Regions from separate parts of the Homo sapiens genome. Here region 1 is linked to region 2. Evidence: chromatin contacts called from ENCODE Hi-C data. All regions are on one chromosome and are shown on one strand. The core of a region is the stretch at or near the end of the contact, and the rest is flanking DNA. Distances in the headings are between cores, read along the strand shown. Region 1 overlaps CD276 (CD276 molecule). Region 2 holds the start of BBS4 (Bardet-Biedl syndrome 4).

Evidence for each region. A loop is a pair of places that touch in the nucleus more often than their neighbours do. Pooled maps may share reads with other maps.
Region 1: a pooled map shows a loop between it and region 2 (9-fold over the local background). The contact joins the enhancer-like site here to the promoter of BBS4 in region 2. A Hi-C loop is called at or near these places in 4 of 50 pooled maps.

Annotation. Positions count from the first base shown.
Region 1 is chr15:73,693,993-73,700,938 of GRCh38, reverse strand. It overlaps CD276 (CD276 molecule), which reads right to left. Exons shown (of 10, transcript NM_001024736.2): 2 at 1,221-1,353. The coding sequence starts at 1,299. Among named protein-coding and RNA genes, the nearest start is that of CD276, 13 kb to the right of the region's middle. RefSeq lists a silencer at 485-534 and enhancers at 3,311-3,821, 3,597-3,891, 3,822-4,334, 4,335-4,846. Within about 2 kb of position 3,763, at least 14 of the 41 ENCODE cell types and tissues checked have a DNase peak (open chromatin) inside an H3K27ac peak, as active enhancers do.
Region 2 is chr15:72,681,095-72,687,474 of GRCh38, reverse strand. BBS4 (Bardet-Biedl syndrome 4) reads right to left here and starts at 1,268. Exons shown (of 16, transcript NM_033028.5): 1 at 1,224-1,268. The coding sequence starts at 1,247. HIGD2B (HIG1 hypoxia inducible domain family member 2B) reads left to right here and starts at 1,293. Exons shown (of 3, transcript NM_001350932.3): 1 at 1,293-1,657.

The DNA of each region.
Region 1 (6,946 bases), core at 2,514-5,013, 1.0 Mb before region 2:
GAGCAAGACCCCATCTCAAAAAAAAAAAAAGAGGAGGAGGAGGAGGGGAGGAGGGGAAGCGAACCCCCCCACCCTGGCACTACCATTCTCCGGTAATGGTTAGATTGTGTGCTTCGAGCACTAGCAAAGCAGGCACACTCAAAATGTGGGAAGATCAACCTTGAAACAATGCTAATTGAATACAGCACTCATTAAAGGTTTCCTGCATTTAGAAAAATAACATTGACTTTATGGTTATTATTTTTATTGTGAATCATACTCAGTATCATAATCTTTGCAGTACCTAGAGATCTCTAAAGTTCTTAAGCTAGCCTTGGATCTCTTGCTGAAACCCCTGGTGCCCCAGGCCAGTTCTCATGCCCTGTCAGTCGAACCAGGGTGCCCCTTGGAGGGGACATTTGGGGGAATGAAACCTGGTAAGTCACCCAGACAAAACCCTTTCTTGCTCTAGAGAAATCAGAGCAGCCGTGGGTAGAGACAGGCACTTCTTTATGGCCACAAGATGGCGCCAGACCCTCAGCTTTGTCTTCCCCACGGAGGAAGCCGTCTCAGAGCAGAGATGCTGATGAGAATTTGAAATGTGATGAGGATATTGTTATTAAAGTAGCTATTATTATTGAGTGCTTCCTGTGTGCCAAGCACCGTGTGGGGAGAGTCACATCGTTTATTCTACACAGTTATTGGGCACCTACTATGCAACAGCCGCTCTGGCCCTGAGATGGACCCTGCTCTTTGAACAGGGAGGAAGCAAGCAAACGCCAGGTGGGGGCGAATCTAGGCAGAATAACGCAGGGAGGCCAGGGATAGGGAGGGAGGAGCGGAGGTGTGCTATTTTATACAAGGGAGCTAGGAGAGCCTTGAGAGGAGGTGACATTGAGCAAAGACCTCCACAAAATATGGGATCCAGTCATGCAGACGTTTAGGGGCAGAAAGTTCCAGGCAGAGGAAAGAGCAAGTGGAAAGGTCCTGGGAGGGGGCGCACACAGTGTATTCAAGAAATAGCACGATCTCATTTAGCACTCATGTTCCCATTTTACAGACAAGGAAATGGAGGCTAAGAACAGTAACGTGAGTTGCCTACTGGATCCCACAGGTGGAAGTAAGGTATGGCCCTGCTAGCCAGAGCTGGCTTGGCAGGACCCCTAACAGGCGTGGGCACCCCCTCCCCAACTGCCACAATCACTGTCCCTCCCCTCCCGTCCCCATGCTGCTACCCTCACCTGTGAGGCAGAACCACAGTGCTCCCAGGGCTGCACCCACATGCACACCCATGCCAGGGCTGCCCCGCCGACGCAGCATCTTCCTGTGAGGCGGCTGACAGCTGGGCTCCCCGTGGTGGAAGGCTGCCCCTGCCTGGGAGAAAGAGGACGCAAGGCCTTTGTCTCCAAAGGTTCTCCCCAGACCATCTCTTGCCTCATCTCTCCTGGACCAGAGTGGGGAAGGCTGCAACTGCCCACTGGGAGGTCCTCATTCCCATATCCCACCGGGCCCCCTGCTGAGGAATCTTGGTGACAGATGCTTGGCAGGGAGTCCCTGGGGAGGCCTGACAGGGAAGATGGGGTAGGGGGCAGCTGGGATCCACCCTTTCAGCTAAGATGTTAGTATCCAAATATAAGGAAGAGGAGGCAAGGCGGCAAGTGAAGGCAAGGTTGGCTTGCTCTGGGGCTAGGATGTGTGCAGATCAATTTGGCAGACAGTAGCTGGTAGGGCAGAGCAGGAGCTCCTGTGGGGGCCAGACTTAGAGATGGGCTGACAGGTGTGAAATGTATCCTAAAGGCAGTTGAGAGCCACTGAAGCTTCCTGAATAAGGGAAATACACGGTCAGAGCTGAGCTTCATGAAGATTAATCTGACAGCACCTCCACCCGCTATCTGATGGGAGGGTATGTTTCAGCCAGATCAAGCAGGGCTTTGAGAGACCAGTGAGGAATTTGGGTTTTTCTATGAGTAATGGGAATCACTGGGGAGCATTTTAATCACACATAATCTAGGTAACAATGTTTAAAACCCACTCTAGCTCCTCAGCATAGACTGGATTGTATCAGGGCAAGGGAGAGGCCAGTTAAGAGGCTATTTCAGGCTGAGTGCAGTGGCTCATGCCTGTAATCCCAGCACTTTGGGAGGCTGAGGCAGGCGAATCACTTGAAGTCAGGAGTTTGTGACCGGTTTGAACAACATGGTGAAACCCCATCTCTACTAAAAATACAAATAATTAGCTGGGCATGGTGGTGGGCACCTGTAATCCCAGCTACTTGGGAGGGTGAGGCAGGAGAATTGCTAGAACCCAGGAGGCAGAGGTTGCAGTAAGCCAAGATTGCACCACTGCACTCCAGACTGGGTGACAGAGCCAGACTCGATCTCAAAAAATAAAAATAAAAAAAGAGGCTAATATAGCCATCCCTGTAGGAAGGTATAGTGGTGGAATAAATGAAGGGCCAGACAGGAGACAAAGCATGTCTGGGTAAAAGTGACAGTATCTGAGGACTTGGGTAGAGAGAAAGAGCAGTCAGGTTGGCCGTGGTTTTGAGCCTCAGTGACAGGGTGGAGCATTCACTGAGGCAGAGAAAATGGAAGGGTTCAGTATAGCTTGTGTGAAATCAGCAGTATTTGCAAAGAAGCTTCTAGGACAGAGTTTTAGGAGGCGACTAGGTGTATGAGTGTGGGAATGCAGAGAGAGAACATTTGCTAGCTTAACACATCTGTATTGAGTGACCAAGACAGATCAGAAGTGGAAGAGGCAAGGACTTGGGGATGACCTCAAGGCTGGAGTCAGGACTGAGTAAGAGGCAAGTCTGTGGCTGCAGGTCAGGCCTGAGCTGGGGATGAGAAGGGCAGACATCCCTAAATCCAGCCCTGCTCCCAATCCCAGCCACCCTCCAGGCTGCACACACCTTGTCCCTGAGTCCCACAGCTGCTGCCTAAACATTTGTGCCATGTCCTGATCAAGCCACATCTATGCCAACCAACACTGATCAACAAGAATAGAAATGATTTCACGTCCTCCTAATACCCTGGGAGATAGGCTGTAACACTTGGTCCTATTTTTGCAGGACTTTAAAAAATTAAAGCCCATGGCTGGGTGTGGTGGCTCATGCCTGTAATCCCAGCACTTTGGGAGGCCGAGGTGGGTGGATCACGAGGTCAGGAGTTTGAGACCAGCCTGACCAACATGGTGAAACCCTGTGTCTACTAAAAATATAAACATTAGCTGGGCGTGGTGGCTCAGGCCTGTAATACCAGCTACTCAGGAGGCTGAGGCAGGAGAATTGCTTGAACCCAGGAGGCGGAGGTTGTAGTGAGTGGAAATCGCGCCACTGTACTCCAGTCTGGGCGATACTGCAAGACTCTGTCTCAAAAAAAAAAAAAAAAAAATTAAAGCCCAGATAAGTGACTTTGTTAATGTCAAGTAATTTGCCAGTCAGCACAGCCAAAAAGAGTCCAATTCTGCTACACCTTTCCACCCTTCCACGGAGCAAACCTCATCAACAGCTGCTAGCCTCAATTCCATTCCAGGCGCCCAGCCTCAATCCTTCCAATCCCAGCCAGGCACACCCGCCCCCCGCCACCCTCCACTCCTACACACACACACCCCCAGCAGCTGGGCCAAGGGAGTCCCTCAGCCAAACCATGTGCATCCTGGCCAGCCCCCCTTCTCTCCCAGCTGTCTACAGTGGGGAAGCCCTGAGCAGCCACTTCCTTTCCAGACGCTTCCGGCCTCAAAGCCTTACTGCCTGCTGAGTCAGCAGCCTTCCCCGGCTCCATTCATAAAGCACCTTTGGCAGGCACCACATCCTGCCCCACAAGGGCCACCCTGAGGCCCACAGGAAGATCCAGCAGGCAGCTGCCTGCAGGACCTGCCCAACCCCTGCGGGAAGCACCAGGGCTAAGGATGAACGAACGCCCAGATTCCACATCTCCCTGCCTCTCTTTAACCCCAGACAGAACCAAGGCCTGTGGGTTCTTCCTGGGCCGCCTCCCTCACTCTCCACACTGCTTCTCAAGCTTCCATCTCCCACCCTGACCCATCACCCCCCTCACTGGCCCTGCTTGCTCCTCTCTTTCCCTGCCAGCCCCATTCTCTAAGGTGCCTTCTCTTAGGACCTAAGACAGGAATCTGCTCATGTCCCTCCCCTGCTCAAGAACTTCCCATGGCTCCCCATTCACTATAGAAGTCAGACCCCATTCCTCTGCCTGGTACTCAAGACTCTTCATATAATTGTCTCCTTCATATATCAGGCTAATTCCTGCCACTCTGGGCAGGTACAGGGAGCAGAGGGCACCTCCCCTGATCAGACCTACCCAGGCTCTCCCAGGGCCGAGCTGCGCTTCCCTCCAGAGGGAAGATGAGGGACTTCCAGGGCTGCGCCCTGGACTTGCTCCCTTTCATTCCTTTCCTAGACTCTGGATCCTGGAAACCTGCCCTGGAGAGAAGCAGTTTGACAGCCCAGAAGCAAAGAGACCAGAAGAGTCCACGGCACCCAGAGACCCCTACGCTGACAGCTGGGCCTGGAGGAGCTGAGGACAGGAGAAAGAGACAGAGCTCAGAAAGGAAGTGCTCCCTGGAGAATGGGAGAGTGTCCTGTGAACACAGAGCTGGTCGGCCCGGGACCCAGAGCCACGTGGAGCCACGCAGGCCTCATGCTGCCTGCGTACCACCCCCTCCACCCATGTTTTCCACAAAGGGGAATCTCATCCCCAGCCGGGACCTGCCCTGGAGTCAGCATGTGCCACCCGTCCCGGTGAGTCACCTGCCAGTGCCCACTCCTCGTCCTTCTCCTTCCTGCTCTATCCCAAAACCACAGAGCACCTTCGGCTTTCACAGAGCAGCAGGAGAGAGGGGTCAGGCTGTCCTCAGCCTAAGGTACAGCAAGGGCATCCAACCCTGCAGAAGCAGGGCCACAGGGAGGCTCCCAAGAGATGACCCAAGATGTGCCCTCAGAAAGCTACAACAAATCCAGACTGCACCTGGGCTCAGGGCCAAAATGCCCTGGGCCTGGGGATGCCCAAGAGGGTCTCCTTGCCCCCCACCATAATCACCCACATCACTCCACTTCCTCCTAACCCCCTACTTCCTCCCAATCCCCGCAGGGGCTCCTTGGGCAACACTTCCCACAAAGGGACAAAAAGGGTCAGAAAGACACAAAGTTCTGAAAATGTCAGACAAGTCCCTGGATCCAGCTATGCCTGAAGCAAGCTGCAGACCTAGACCGCCCAGATATTTGAGCCAATCATTTTTTTTCCCTTAAACCAGTTTGAACTAAGTTTCTATTGTCTGCAACCGAAGGAGTCCTTGAATCCACATGCATTCATGTCTTTAGTAATTCATTTCACTACTTACGGAGTTCCTGGTAGGGACGTACTAGGGGCAGAGAGATAACTAAGGTACACGTCTGTCCTCAAGGAGCAGATTCTAATAGGGAAGGGGGACATGCAGTTAGATCACTGCAGTTTGGTATAGTATACTATTTATGATATGGTCAGGGCGAATTGGAGGCACCTCAGAGGCATGATAACCCCAGAGATGATCCCTGAAAAGTCATGAGCAGCTCCCCAGGTAGCCGCGCTGGGAAAGGTAACCCTTTCCTGAACTCCAGAGACCCGTCCTCCTGACACTGCCTGTCTGCCCCTCAGCCAGATCACCCTGGAATTCTAGAAAATGAGCCCAAAGTGTGGGGTTCTGGTCCCAGCTCTGACACTTTGTTATGCAATCTTAACTAGGCAACTTCTCTGAGCTCAGTGTTCCTACCTATAAAAGAAAAGCTTTGTGGATGCTAGTGGAACTTTATCAGTACTTGAAGCTTTCAGGGACTATATCCTTAAGGCTTAACCAGTTCACAGCCACACAGTTCCCACTGAAATGCACAAAGTGACTGTGGCAGAAACTGCTAGTTGTTGTCCACTTACACCCATTTTCTCCCTTTTTAAGAGACAGGGTCCCGCTCTGTCACCCAGGCTGGAGTGGTACCATCATAGTTCAGTGGTGCAATCAGAACCCACTGCACCCTTGTAACTCCTGGGCTCAAGTGATCCTCCTGCCTCAGCCTCCCGAGTAACAGGGACTACAGGTGCTGCCAGCACACCCAGCTCTCCCCTTCTTCCATAGCATTTTTAGTTAGGCACACGGCCACTCAGCTAACGACTGCAGATCCCAGCCTTACTTGCAGCTGAGTGTGGCCATGCAATGTGTACACTGATGTGTACAGCTTCTGGGTCATGCCCTGAAAGAGAGAAGCATGCCCTCCCCTCCCTTTCCCCTCCCCCTTCCCACTGGCTGGAACATAGATGTGGTGTGTGTGGCGATCATACTGCCAAAGGCAACACCCTGAGGACGGCAGAGCAGCAGACAGAAGAACCCTGAGGGACTGTAGTATCAGCCCTGGATATACCCAGATGGTCACATGGGTGAGAAATAAACATCTCTTCCAGCATAAGTCATTGCTATTTTGGGCCTTTCTTACAGCATCTGAACTAACTAAGGAGCCATCCCACCCTTACTTTCCCTCCTTCTCTTCCCCGTCTCCGTACCCGATGAGCATTGCCACTGCTCAGAGCCACAAAAGGAAACCACATCTAAAATAGGTATCTCAAAATACGAACAGGAGACTATCTCATCAGAGTCACCGAGTGATGCCTGAGCCCAGCTTTGGACAAATGTCAAGGGTAGAAGTGACCAGGCTTGGGGACTGTTTGTATTGAGGGAGGGGCTGAAGGTGTCAAGAGGGCACTGAAGGCTTGAGCAATGGGCAAACATGGACACACATAACAAGGAGACCTGGAGATGAAGCACGTGGAGGGGGAAGATCAGTTCCTACTGAGCTCGACTATGGATCATCCACACCAAAATGTCCTATGGACTCCCAGACACACTGAGCTGCAGCTCAGAACAGAGGGACATGGCAGTCATTCGTGCAGTGGTGGTGACAGAACCAAAGGTGGGGTCACTGAGG
Region 2 (6,380 bases), core at 19-2,518:
GCGCCACGATGCCCCGCTAATTTTTGTATTTTTAGTAGAGACGGGGTTTCACCATGTTGGCCAGGATGGTCTCAAACTCATGACCTCAAGTGATCCACCCGTCTCGGCCTCCCAAAGTGCTGGGATTACAGGCGTGATGCACCGCGTCCGGCCTAGCTATTTTAAATTTCTTAGCTTAATAAAAATGTTTCGGCCGGGCGTGGTGGCAGGCGCCTGTATTCTCAGCTAATCCGGAGGCTGAGGCAGGAGAATTGCTGGAACCTGGGAGGCGGAGGTTGCAGTGAGCCGAGATCGCGCCATTGCACTCCAGCCCGGGCCGACAACAGCGACACTCCGTCTCAAAAAAAAAAGTTTCTGTCTTCAGAGTTTTCTAATTAGACTAGAATAATATGACTACTCTGCAAATGAGAGTAGAAAACAAACAAAAGGCCCTCTAACAATAACACTAACCTTGCTGCTTAGCCAAAACTAAGTTGTAAAACAGCCAAAGGCTGCTATTTGTACTGTTTTCCAGGGCGTTTTTCGAAAGACAATAAATTCCGAATACCTAAAATCATTCTAACAAATGGACAGAACAGGCTTTCAAACCCAACACTAAAGCAAGGTAAACAAAGCTTCACACTTGGCACTTTACCGAAATTAGATCCAATTATAGATATATGCCTCAAAAAATAGCGACTAGGTCATCCTGAATTCATCGGGTTCCTCTATATTAGCAGTTCTGTGGAGTGAACGCCCAACTCAGCCTTCAGATGAATTCCAAAACCGTACTTTCCTAAACTTAATCACCACAGAAAAAACACAGTCCCGCTCCACTGGCAGAAGGCAGTGACGCTGCAAGCTTCCAGGCATGTTAAATTCCCAATTCACGGGATTAACAGGAACTGTCTACACAAGTGCTAGTCATTACCTTCCAAACCCCCGAGACAGAAAAAGATGGCACTACGGTAAGAGCCATTACTGGTGAAAAGTCTCCCTTCTCCGTCCAGCGCACCCCAAGAGGGACTACAGTCCTAGAACAGGACCTGTGCTGCTAAGTATCCAGACTTGCCCCAGGCGACCAGTTCCCGGGACAGTAAAAAGGGGACCGTGTCGCCCCGCCCACCCTGAGACGCTCGGCACCCAGCTCCGCCTCTCTCCAGGAACCGCTGCATGGGACAAAAGCCACCCGCCAGCTTGCCTTGCCCTGCGGCCGGGCAACTAAAGAGAATCTCGGCGCTCACCGTCGCGACTCTCTCCTCAGCCATTTTAGCTCAGCCCACCGCTGCGCGGCCGGAAGTCGGCGGTTTCCCAGACGACGAGGCAAGCGGAAGTCGTAGGGCTGTGGAGGACTGTGAGGAAGCGGGGGAAGGAAGTAAATCGCCGAGTGACCTAAGGAATCAGGGGGAGGATTAGGGTCTGCTCCACAGAAGGCTTACCTCTGAAAGAGTCGGGGAGGGAATGCGCAGCCACTCGCTGCCTTTATCCCGAGAAGCCCCTAACACCCCTCGCCGTGGTCTGTACATGGTCTGTACCTCCGGCCGCGCTGGCTGGTAGGCCAGCCACCTGGGATGGCAGCCTAGTTCTCCCGCCACCTTACCCTGCCCTGACTCTAATCTGCATTTAATTCAGTCCTTCTTCCGGGAGATTTCGGCGGAGAATTTCTTTCTCGCCTTAGGTACAAAACTCCCCGTTTCTTGGCTGTCACTATCGAACTGAGGTACTCACCTTATCAGCTTCCCACTCTTGTTTACTCCAGAGTTTGCAAACATGCTCCTGGTGGGCTGCATTTGAACGGCAGTCTTTTGATTGGAAATATTTAAAAGTTAGGAGATTTCACAAGAAATCGGCCATGGGATAAAGAGACGACAGTCGGCGTTTTCTGCAAGGCAGTGAAATAGATCTGAATAGCGGCTGCGACTGTAGATAACTTCCCTTCCTAACATACTTAAGGCGTTCTCCATTACCTGTCTGGCCCCCGGTGCGGTGAATTAAATGTTTAGTGTTTCTAAACTAGGAAAACGTGTGGGCTTTGGAATCAAACATGAGTTCTGAATTTGACTACTGCATGACCTAAGCCCGTCGTTTCTTTGAGCCTCATTTATTAAAGTGCCGGGAGCTGTGTGATGAACAAAACGGAGGATCCCTGCACCTGAGCACTGACATTAGCCCCAATTCATACTTTTAAGTCTCGCCCTTGTAATTTAGACATAAAATCTGCCTCTCCCAATTCATTAACTGGGAAAGCATTTAAGACAAGTTTCTCCAGGCCTCTAAGAGAGGGAGAACCCCACTGACAATTAGAGTTACATAGAAGAAACAAGTACGGTAATCTATCCAAATACAAGGGGAAAGGACAGCAATAGAATAACAGCTCTTCTAAGTATTTCAGTAACACTCTCTCTTTTAATCTTTATAACAATCCCATGAGACTGTTGGTCTCCCACTTTTTTCAGATAAATACTCTGCCTTTCATTTATTAAAAATAAAATTTTCCAGCTTGGCCAGCATGGTGAAACCCCGTCTCTACTAAAAATACAAAAAATTAGTCGGGCATGGTGGTGCCCGCCTGTAATCGCAGCTACTCGGGAGGCTGAGTCAGGAGAATCACTTGAACCCAAGCGGCAGAGGTTGCAGTGAGCCGAGATCGCATTTCTGTGCTCCAGCCTGGGCGATAGAGGGAGACTCCGTCTAAAAAACAAAAATTTGCTGGGCTCGGTGGCTCACGCCTGTAATCCCAGGACTTTGTGAGGCTGAGGTGGGCAGATCACCTGAGGTCAGGAGTTCAAGACCAGCCTGGCCAACATGGTGTAACCCTGTCTCTACTAAAAATACAAAAAATTATCCGGGCGTGGTGGCCGGCTCCTGTAATCCCAGCTACTAGGGAAGCTGAGGCAGGAGAATTGCTTGAATCCAGGAGGTGGAAGTTACAGTGAGCTGAGATCATCCCATTGCACTCCAGCCTGGGCAACAAGAGCAAAACTCTGTCTCAAAAAAATTTTTTTTCAGAGGCAGGGGTCTCACTATTGATGTCCAGACTGGACTTGAACTCCTAGGCTCAAGTAATCCTCCTGAGGCAGGAAAATAGGGTCTGGAGGTAGGGAACATAAGGCCAATTCACACTTCAGCTATAACAGGTAATATTCTGTCCATAGGGCATAGGCCATAAATGTCTTTGTAACTTTACTTCATCTTCTCTATTTACATAAGGCATACCCGAAGTAACCATGGAATCCTCTGGGGTTATTTAAACTCCCCAAAATTCTGTAACGGAGCCACTGAACTTCTAAGCTCAGGCCCGCTCCCACACTGGAGTGTACTTTCATGTTCAGTAAATTCCTTGTCCCTTCCTTGCTTTGTTTGTGCATTTTGTCCAATTCTTTTTTCAAGACACCAAGAACCTGGACACCCTCCACCTTTAACACTTCCACCTCATCCTCTCAAGTAGCTAGGATTACAGGCACCAGTCACCATGCCTGGTGCTAAATTCTCCACTTTTCAGAGATTAATTAAACACCTTGCCTAAGTGAGCCGAGATCGTGCCACTGCACTCCAGCCTGGGAGACAGAGCAAGACTGTCTCAAAAAAAAAAAAAAAGATATAAAGATGAAAAATTATTAATTTCTAATCCACAGTGCTTAGTTTTTTTGTTTTTGGGACAGGATCTCGCTCTGTTGCCCAGGCGGAAGTGCAGTGGGACAATCACGGCTCACTGCAGCCTCTACCTCCCAGGCTCAAGTGATCCTCCCACCTCAGCCTCCTGAGTAGCTGGGACTACAGCTTCATGCCACCACACCCAGCTAATTTTTGTATCTTTTGTAAAGATGGGGTTTCATCATGTTACCTAGGCTGGTCTCAAGCTCCTGAGCTCAAGCAATCCAGCCAACTTGGCCTCCCAAAGTGTGGAATTACAGGCGTGAGCCACCCCGCCCAACCCACAGCGCTTAGTTTCATGCAGTTTTTCAGTATTCCAGTCCTCTTCATGGGCGGGGTTACTACGCAACACTGGCAGTCTAGGAAGAAATCATTCCAAAGGATCAAAAAAAAAAAAAAAAAAGGAGGAATTGAAGCTAATATCTTCTGCCCTATTCTTTTTATCTTCTACCCTATTTTTTCTTTTAACACATATTCTTTTTGCCACTTTCAAAAGACTGATTCTCAATCTGACATGTCACTCCCTGTTCTCTTCAGTTACCCTTTAGTTCTGCTGATGTGGGGAATCCCCAACACTCCTCTACAGAGAATATACAACATCCAGAACAAAATTTTCCAAAGGCTTCTTCACTAAAGTGTAAGAAACTACTTTCATCTTTTCCTTCAAAGATGCAACAATTTATTTCAGGGACTAAATGTCCAAGTTCCCTTTAACCACCAGATCAAAAAACATTCTAGAAAAACTCCTCTATTATTTCCACCAAATGATAAAAAGTAGAAGCCATTACGTCTCCTTTTTCAGAGCAAAGAACTACAGACTCAGGCCTAGTCCATTTACATGACTGTCTGGGGGTGCCTGCTGCAGTCAGGAGGGCCAGGTGGCAGCTTGGTCAGCGGTGAATAGCGAATAGACTGCAGCATTCTCCTTATAAAGGATTTACTCCTCAATTCCAAACCTTTCCTCAAGGGATTAACAGAAAAGCCAGTAGATGGTGAAACTTAAGTGGGGAATGGATTACAAAGGCTAACTGGTATCTGTAGATGGCTATATGAACATGTAACTTGCAAATACAGAAGAATACATAGTTAAAGTGTTGTCTAGACATCTGGATGAAGTTTTCATTTTATTTTATTTTATCTTATTTTTAGACAGAGTCTCGCTCTATCACCCAGGCTGGAGTGCAGTGGTGCGATCTCAGCTCACTGCAACCTCCAGGTTCAAGTGATTCTCGTGCCTTGGCCTCCCAAGTAGCTGGGATTACAAGCGTCAGCCACCACACCTGGCTAATTGTTGTATTTTTAGTAGAGACAGGATTTCACCATGTTGGCCAGGCTGGTCTCAAACTCCTGACCTCAAGTGATCTGCCTGCCTTGGCCTCCCAAAATGCCAGGATTACAGGCATGAGCCACCATGCCTAGTGTGGATGAAGTTTTAATAAGGTATAATAATGTCCTTCATATCAGAGGTGTGGAAGAAAAGGAAGAGGATGGGGAAATGAGAGAAGAGCATCTTTTCTGGGGGATTTTTAAAATACATATTTCTACACAATAAAGATTTGTTTTTCAAATAAATAAATTACTCTATAGCACCCTTATATACTGTCAGTTCAATAAGTTGTTAACATCTTTTGGAAGGCATCTGGCATTATAAATCCTTAAAAATGTGCATACCCTTTGATCAGTTCTATTTCTGAAATTATATGCTAAGGAAGCAATCAAGAAAACAAAGATTTATAAGAAGAGTATTTACTACACATTTAGTTTGGATAATTAAAAATAATACTTTAAAACTGGAAAGAAAGCTGGGCCCAGTGACTCGCGTCTATAATCCCAAGGCCCAGTGACTTGCGTCTATAATCAAGGTAGTGCCACACTCCTGCCTGGGCAACAGCACGAAACTCTGTCTCAATAATAATAATAATTTTAAAGGAGTCCAAGTGCGGTGGCTCATGCCTGTAATCCCAGCACTTTGAGAGGCCAAGGTAGGCAGATGGATCCCTTCAGGTCCGGAGTTTGAGACCAGCCTGGCCAACCTGGCAAAACCTCATGTCTACTAAAAATACAAAAATTAGCAAGGTGTGGTGGCAGGCGCCTGTAATCCCAGCTACTCGGGAGGCTGAGGCAGGAGAATCACTTGAACCCGGGAGGTGGAGGTTGCAGTGAGATGAGATCGCGCCACCACTGCACTCCAGCCTGGGCGACAGAGCAAGACTTTGCCTCAAAAAAAAAAAAAAAAAAAAAATTTTGGTTCAAGGTAACACAGGAAAACAAGATTTTCTATTCACTGGGGAGAATGTTTTGCTTGGAGAAAAAAGTTCACATTTATTTAGCTTATATGTTCCCTATGGATAATAAGGAGTCACTGAAGGTTTTAGGAAAGGAACAAATATCATAAAACCTAAGTTTTAATTATGTTTAGCTGTGCGGTTGTCTTGTGGGATCTAATACTCACTGAAAAAAGGGAGATGTGGCCACCTCCATGGATCCTGCCATGCCATGAGAGTTCTGACTCTACGCCTCCAAAGGAGGAAAACCAATACTGGATTTTCTGGAAAAGGAGCCTCTTATTTATTCTCCTGAGCTATAGAATTTATAAGGAACTATGTACTGGAAATTACACCTGAAGGCTAGTCACAGGGAAGAAGAAGTCTACACTTCTGCTTGGAGAGTACAGGGCCACGGAGACTACTGGTCCACACTCCCTGGCAACTTCTCCTTTTCAGAATAATGCTGTCTGTGTGGTTTAG